Linked DNA regions of Homo sapiens: all the other regions are linked to region 1. Evidence: chromatin contacts called from ENCODE Hi-C or POLR2A ChIA-PET data. All regions are on one chromosome and are shown on one strand. The core of a region is the stretch at or near the end of the contact, and the rest is flanking DNA. Distances in the headings are between cores, read along the strand shown.

The links. A loop is a pair of places that touch in the nucleus more often than their neighbours do. ChIA-PET counts read pairs that join two places held with the same protein, here RNA polymerase II (POLR2A). Pooled maps may share reads with other maps.
Region 2: a map of PC-9 shows a loop between it and region 1 (9-fold over the local background). The contact joins two enhancer-like sites. A Hi-C loop is called at or near these places in 2 of 168 maps with a recorded cell type or tissue (IMR-90 and PC-9) and 2 of 50 pooled maps. POLR2A ChIA-PET finds 5 or more read pairs at or near these places in 1 of 52 experiments (PC-9).
Region 3: a loop to region 1 is called in a map of PC-9, with 24 times the contacts of the local background. The contact joins two enhancer-like sites. A Hi-C loop is called at or near these places in 2 of 168 maps with a recorded cell type or tissue (IMR-90 and PC-9) and 2 of 50 pooled maps.

What each region holds. Positions count from the first base shown.
Region 1 is chr2:220,223,799-220,226,498 of GRCh38, reverse strand. All of the region lies in intron 2 of LOC105373893 (a long non-coding RNA gene), which reads right to left. Among named protein-coding and RNA genes, the nearest start is that of MIR4268, 320 kb to the right of the region's middle. Within about 2 kb of position 1,423, at least 3 of the 41 ENCODE cell types and tissues checked have a DNase peak (open chromatin) inside an H3K27ac peak, as active enhancers do; they include PC-9, where a contact is called at or near this core.
Region 2 is chr2:220,503,991-220,506,690 of GRCh38, reverse strand. No RefSeq gene overlaps it. Among named protein-coding and RNA genes, the nearest start is that of MIR4268, 600 kb to the right of the region's middle. Within about 2 kb of position 1,335, at least 4 of the 41 ENCODE cell types and tissues checked have a DNase peak (open chromatin) inside an H3K27ac peak, as active enhancers do; they include PC-9, where a contact is called at or near this core.
Region 3 is chr2:220,659,574-220,662,273 of GRCh38, reverse strand. No RefSeq gene overlaps it. Among named protein-coding and RNA genes, the nearest start is that of MIR4268, 750 kb to the right of the region's middle. Within about 2 kb of position 1,378, at least 2 of the 41 ENCODE cell types and tissues checked have a DNase peak (open chromatin) inside an H3K27ac peak, as active enhancers do; they include PC-9, where a contact is called at or near this core.

The sequences.
Region 1 (2,700 bases), core at 174-2,673:
TCTTTGTTTTTTAACTGTAGTTATACTACCCTAAATACTAGTTAATCCAGAGGAATCATTTCCTAACCAGAGAAACTGAATTAGGGGCAGATTTTCAAAGGTCAAAGAAACTTCCCATTTCCCTGCAAAATACCTAGTTCAAAAGTTACCTAAGAATAGAAGCATTTTAATAGCCCTCCAGGAAAGGTTTGTCATCAGTCAGAGACAGAAACACTTGTACATGGATGCCCACATGAGTGAGCCAGAGGCTCTGCGTTCTGGATTTCTTCCCACCCAAAGACATTCTTTCACCTAGTTCCTCGCTGTTCACACTACCAGTCATTTCTGAGCCTCAGATAATTTCAACAAGATTTCCCAGCATTTCCATTTAGAAATTCACTTATCAATAAAAATCTCTTGTCATAATCTTATCATTTGTTCATTCTTTTGTTCATTCATTCAAATAGTTATTAAGGACCCCAAATACTAAGCATTGAGCTAGGTATTGACTGAACACAGACAGCTTACTGTTCATGGTCCCAGTAGGTGGAGGAATCATCATGAGAACAGATAAGAGTTGTAAAATAATAAAATAGATAACAGGACAATGATCATCATGGAAAATTTATCGAGCACATGTTATGCACCAGACTGTGCTCAGAACTTGATATTCCTTATTTTATTTAATCATCACAGCATTTCGATCTCTATTTTATAGATAAAGAAATCAACGCTTGGCGTGGTGGCTCATGCCTGTAATCCTAGCCCTTTAGGGGGCCGAGGCTGGTGGATCACGAGGTCAAGAGATCGAGACCATCCTGGCCAACGTGGTGAAACCCCATCTCTACTAAAAATACAAAAATTAGCTGGGCATGGTGGCATATGCCTGTAGTCCCAGCTACTCGGGAGGCTGAGGTGGAAGAATTGCTTGAACCAGGAGGTGGAGGTTGCAGTGAGCCGAGATCATTCCACTGCACTCCAGCCTGGCAACACAGTGAGACTCTGTCTCAGAAACAAAAAGAAAGAAAGAAATCAAGACTCAGCAACATTAAGCAACATGCAGAAACTGCACAGATAACTAACAAGAATGGAATTTAATCCAAGTTCTATCTGATTCCAAAGTCATTTACTAACTGTATGCCTTTGGGCAAATTGGTTAAGCACCATAAATCACCATTTCTAATCTGAAATGCCATCTAGGTCCCAAGGAAAGTAATTTCTACTAAGAGTTAGATTGCATGGCTGGGATGTTTACACTCTCACTGCCCACAGTATTCTTTATGTACACTATGTGTAAAAATCTAGCCTCTTGAATAATTTGCTTCTGAAATGGCAGTGGGAGGTTGGGGGAGCTTAAATAAATATTTACAGTGTTTATATCATGGGAGAATTTTCCAAATGGTGTGCCTTGAAATGCCACTTGCTATTACACAAACTGAAACCCTCCAGTCAAGGCATCTCTAGACTTCATCTTTACATCATGAGCTAGTGATGACAAGGTGATCACCAATTATCACATGACCCAGAGGGCTCCTGTTTCCTGAGCCCACATGGGCATGACTATGGCTCTGGAAGGACCAGAAGAGAACATCTCCTGAGAAAGTCCCTGAGCTGTGCGATTCACCCTATCAGGAGCCCAGTGGGTGGCTTTGTTGCCACGTGTGTACTTGATGGGGTCCCTGTGCCCCACGTGCTTATTCAGGCTCAGCTGCGGGCTGAGAGCCAAGCATCCACTGGAGAAGTGGGAAATACACATTTGGAAGAGACACAGAAACTGTGCTGAAAAAAAGGGCCAGAGAGAAAAGCTGCTGGGCAATCAGGGAAAAAAGCCAATCTGTCCCTGTGGTCTAAGGACAAAGGCACGTCTGGGACTTTGTCTCCCAGGCTGCAGCCAGGAGTGGAGAAGTCATTCAGCTCACAGAGATGAACTAAAGTGGTCCTCCTTACAGGAGCAGTTATAGGAGTATAACCAAAACAACAACAAAAGTATTTTTTTTAATAAACCTATGACATCACTGCTATCTAAGAAGAGTGTAGTATAGTTTAAAAAAAAAAACCTTCTATTCTTTTCCTTTTTAAATCTTTCTTTTCAGCTGAGCTGGGTTGTAAGGTTGTTAAGAGTGGGACTTCTGGAGTCAGGCACCTAAGTTCAAATCGTTACTACTTCCTAGCTATGAGATGTTGGGCAAGTTTTTAAACCTCCGTAAACCTCAATTTCCTTGACTGTAAATGAGAGTAATAATTATACCTCCCTCCCAGGGTTAGCAACAATTAAGCACCTGGAATTTAGTTAATGCTCAAGCAACTTCAGATATTTGTATGGCAGAATTGGGATAGAAACTGAAGACATGAATTGCTCTTAAGTAGTAGCTCTCAAAAGTTTTAGTCTCAGGATCAATTTATACTCTTAAAATTATTGAGGATCCCATAGAGTATTTGTTTATGTAGATTATATATGTCAATATTTACCATATTTGAATTTAAAACTGTAAAAACTTTTATGTATAAATATAAACAAGCTCATTTAAAGAAAGATAAGTCCATTATGTTTATAGGACATCTTTTTATGAAAAATAACTATACTTTCCAAAACTAAATAAATAATTCCAAAAATAATTTTACACTAGATTTTTACACATACTGTACAAAAAGAATACTGTGGGCAGTGAGAGTGTAAAATTTCCAAAAATTCCAAAAATAAATAAATCATTTATTAAGAAG
Region 2 (2,700 bases), core at 86-2,585, 280 kb before region 1:
TTGCAGTGTCTTCACAGAAAAGGAAGCCAGTTTACACACACACACACAGAGACACACACCTGCACACACACACACGCCTGCACACACAGAGAAAAATGATACGAGAATCTGGACAAGTCATAGCCCTGAGGTACTTCTTACATTCTTATGGTGGGAGTTGACATGAACTGTCTGTTTTATTTAGAAAACGAGCTGGTATGAACTCAGCAGCAGGGCTGGGGCTCCCACCAGGCCCCTGGCTGTGAGCTCCATCAACAATGTGAAGCCTTTCCCCATTCTATCACTTTTTATTTTATTAACTTATTGTTGAAGCCAGAATTCATATTTTTCACATCAAAGCTTGGTACAAAATGTCTCAAAATATCCTTCTAAATATCCGAGAATTACCACTTGGTTTTAGGTTACTTAATCTTCTCTCCATTCCAATGTCAAATAAGGAGATGAAGAGAGATTATTCATATTCAGTGATTTTCTAGAAAAGGATAGAATAGTGGATAAACGCAACTGAGGTGTGGCCATATGGTAAAAATATTCATGACCTAGTGAGTTCACATAATACAAATATACTTGTATTCACAATGTAATAAGTACCCTGCTTTTCTAGATGAAAGAATTATGTATTAGTTTTTGGAATTTTGTTAACATGATAATAATAACAACAGTAATGTTAGTAAAGGCTAACTAAGTGCAGATCTTGAGTCGGGTACCTCACATATGTGACCCCATTCAGCTTGCAGAATAGTGTTAGCACCAGCTGGAATGAAGAAGCTGAAGGTGAGCTGTATAAGAAACTTGCCCAAATTCATGTGGTTACAAAGCGGCTGGGCCAAGCAAGATTTGAACCAGTTACATTTCATTTTTGTAGCTGTTGTGTGAAAAATGATCGAAAAGTTCTACAAACAATTTTACCTGAAGCATATATTTCTTTTTATATATTGTCCTATATTAACCACCCTGATATTAAAAGAAGAGACCACATTTTAAAATTTATTTTTATCATTATCTCAGATTTGAATAGCTAGCTCTAACTTTAAAATCCATCCTCTCAATACTTTTAATTCAGTTTTTGCTCTTTCTATCAATATATATCTCTCCTCCTCTCCTTCTCTCCCTTGCTGTCTCCCTGCCTCTCTCTCCCTCTCTTGCTCTGTCTCTCCCTCTCACACACACACATGCAACCACACAAACACACTGTCTCTTTCTGTCTCTTTTACCTTCATTATCTCTTTGTCCTCGTGTGTATGAGTGTGTGGTGTGTCCCATAAAATAATCTTCACCTAGACAAATGCTGTAGCCTGCCCACTGATGATCTCAGCCCCACTCATTTCCTTGTTTACTCTGCAACCAGAATGATGTTTTCACAATGCTTCAAGGACTTCCCTTTGCTTTGAGCTTGGCTTTAACACAGCTTCCAGCCCTGCCCCTTCCTCCCTCCTTACACTCCTGGCCTCCCCTTTCCCCGACTGCCCCTTCTCTCTGTCCTCCAGTGACAGAGACCCACTTTCATTCCTCAAAGGACTCTCAGTCTCTTTGTCCACAAGGCCTTTTAAATGTGTTGTCCCTCACAGGGGAAGCTGTTCACACCTGCACTCTGACCCACCTGCTCTGTCCCATCCCAAACCTATTCACTCTTCAGATCTCCATCAAAACAGGCACCCTAGGGGCTGCACTCCCTCATTTCCAGGCTAGGGCATTCATCCCCATGATGCATCTCATAGCAAACAATAGCACTTCCATAATTAGAAATTACATATGGATTGGCTTGATTATTTGTTTCTGAGCCTCCCAGGAGACTTAAATTTCTACAAAGGCAAAGACCATGTTTGTTTTCCCTAATCTTGCATTTTATACGGGGTCTGACATAAAATAGGCAAAAACCATTTGTTAATTAAATAATTACAACTTAATTAAACTGCACCTCTACATTTTCAATACCACTGTTGAAACTTTCTTCCCCAAATTCTGAGCTAGTTATAAAATACATTTTAAATTGTATCCTCACGTCTTAATATCAGGGTGGTTAACATATTAAAATGAACAATTAGAAAGACAATGAAAAATGCCAGGTAAAATTGCCTTATGTGCTTCGATATCTTTTTTTTGTAGAAAAACAGCGAAAAGATGAAATTTAGCTGCTTGACATATTCCCAAGCTACTAGAGAAAAATATATATTGCCCAAGAGAATCAACTTTTTTTTCCTTGCATAGCCACTGGATGTTTCCTGGGAGAATTCAAACTACTGTGCACAAAAGCACTTTTTCATGGTGCATAGCCTCCCAGGTATACAGAAATTCACAAAGCAAAAGTCAGAGATCCATTAGAGAAACCGAGAGGAGAACTTCACCAACAAACAGCCTCAGGGCCTTGGCCCCATCATTCCCATTCCATCCTGTGTCCCTTGATATGGTTTGGCTATATCCCCACCCAAATCTCATCTTGAATTGTAGCTCCCATAATTCCCACATATTGTGGGAGGGACCCGATGGGAGATAACTGAATCATGGAAGCGGTTCCCTGCCTGCCCCCCCACATCCTGTTATTGTGATAGTGAATAGGTCTCACAAGATCTGATGGTTTTATAAGGTAATCCCTTTCACTTGGCTCTCATTCTCTCTCTTGTCTGCTGCCATATAAGATGTGCCTTTTGCCTTCTGCCATGATTGTGAGACCTCCCCAGCTATGTGCAACTGTGAGTTCAT
Region 3 (2,700 bases), core at 129-2,628, 440 kb before region 1:
GTGTTTAAGCACACTGATGCATTTCAGATGTTTCTCTTCTTTGCTTTAGCTCAGAGCTGAATCTGTGGCCCATCTCTATTGAGCCTAAAGGTCTCTTTTTATTTATTTATTTATTTATCTTGTGGGCTAATCTCACCATGCCTTTATTTTATTTGATTCTTCCTATTTTCTCAATATCCTGATTTCCTCACTTACTTTTATATGGATTACCTATAGTTTTGAGATCCATCTGAAATAGTTTTTGAAACAAGTTGGGCTACACATGACCAGGAGAGTAAATAAGAAATAAGTCATCATTATTTGAGATTCTTTAATGCCACCTTTTTTGTGAAGCCTCCTCAGATTCTCCAAGGCAGAGTCAGTCAGTGTCTGCTTGGAAAGCCCGCATGCTTTGTTGATGCATTTATTCTAGTCTTTCTGCATTGCTTTATTAGTAATTGCTTACATATTTGTTCATCCCACCCTTCTGGAACACCTTCAAGCCAGGAACAAAAAAATTTAATTTCCCTATTATTTTCCCAGAATCTCATGCTGTAGGTAGGGACACATTTAATTCTTGCTGTATGAATAAATAAATAAATAATGATAATGTAAAAGAAACTTGGGTTAAACTTATCTGTTAAGAGAGCAGAGAATTGGGTAAAAGAATACAGAGAACAGGCTGGGCACAGTGGTTCATGCCTGTAATTCCAGCACTTTGAGAGGCCAAGGCAGATGGATCACCTGAGGTCAGGAGTTCAAGACCATCCTGGCCAACATGGTGAAACCCCATCTCTACTAAAAATACAAAAATTAGCTGGGCGTGGTGGTGGGCACATGTAATCCCAGCTACTTGGGAGGCTGAGGCAGGAGAATCACTTGAACCTGGGAAGCAGAGGTTGCAGTGAGCCGAGATTGCATGATTGCACTCCAGCCTGGGCGACAAGAGCAAAACTCTGTCTCAAGAATAAAAAAAAAAAAGAATACAGAGAACAGTGATCAGGAAGCTCTGAGATGAATGGCTCTATAGAAATACCAAGATACCCAGATGGCCTCAAGTAACTCAGGGTCAAAGCATCATTCTGAACATGTAGTTGAGAAACAGCAAGAGAAAGGAAGAGAAGGAGATTGCACTTGTTTGAGGGGAACATGAACAAGGCTAGATGTAAAGCATGTGGCCGTAAGAACAGTCACACAAGAAACACTTATTGAGCTACTACTGAATTATTGCACTGGAGGCTGTGCTTACATGTCATAAAAAACAAACAAACAAAGAAAAACAATAGTCTTGCAAGAACATGACCCCTTCATCCTGTGACTAAAGGCAGGCTATATGAATTAAAAATAATGAAAGCAGGATTGGGAAACACATACAAATTATGAGAATATTTACTGAGTGCTTTTATTTCACAGTTGCAATGACTCATTAATGTATTGTTCAGTGCTTCACCATTCACCTAGAGCTTTCATGGACATAGTCTCCCTTGGGACACACAGTGACCCTGTCAGGGCAAAAGGGCAAATGATTTTCTCTCTCTTTAGTAGATTAGGTGGCTGGGTCTCAGATAGCCTGAGGTACTTATACAAGTGCATTTACGTGGTTAGTGGTTGGTTGGTGGAACCAAAAGGGAGGTTTTTTTAGCTCACCATCTATAGCACAATATCCATTTTATTTTGCTGCCTCAACAAGTTTTAGACAATGCCTGGTAACAGCCTACCAATAAGACTGAAACTATTTGGAGAGGTTCATTGTGTTGGTTCACTCACTGTGACTTCCCGGAGCCTCTGGGATAAAGTTCAAGTTCATCAGCATAGCATTTGAGGCCCTTCCCAGACTGGCTCTACCTGCTCAGGTGGTGTAAGTCCCCACATTCTTTCCTGGTGCATCTATACCTGCTATGCTTCCTTCTGGGGGTTTGAGCCAAACAGCCATTCCTCCTCTGGAATCACAGAATATCAGTCAGGATCTTTGTTTACTCTTAAATGTTTCTACGTCCTTGCAAATTTTGCCTGTATTCCATGAAATATCCATATTTGTTTTAGCTATAAAAATGTTGAAGGGACTTGTTAATACTCTCAATAGCTTAGCCTTAGAGTGAAGCTGCAGACAGACATGTCATATTTATTCTCTGGCCTTAAGGACTGCCCTACATGAACCTCTGGAGGTGAAGCCCAAGTTGAAAGACAGGGCATTTTGTTACACTGTGAACTTACTCAAGACAGGGAATGTGTCTCATTCTTCTTTTTAACCCTAGCACATCCTCCGATGTATTATATATTAGCTGGCTGCCTGGCTGGCTCAATGGATGGATAAATGATAGATGATAGATGATAGATAGAAGCAATAGATGACACTATGCAAAGAGAAAAATATCTGTTTTTGCCAATTATATATAATTTTAAAAAGTATGCCCTATAATTAACCTCACGGTCTCTTCAACTTTTGCACAATGCTGTAACCCTTGTTGACATAAATATGAAAAGCTTATATATGATACAAAAATAAGAATGCATTCATATGAGCGTCTTTTGGCAAAGGTCCAATAGAAAACTTCTAAATCTAATTTACCTCATTAATTCTTTTCTCTGATATTCAGAGAAGGCTTTTTTCCTTTAGCATGTATAATAGCATAATGTAGGAAATATGTTCACTTTCAAAATCTCTGTGGGCTATGTTTATTGTTTATTGATTGTACCTATTCTAAACTATGCCTTTGCTAA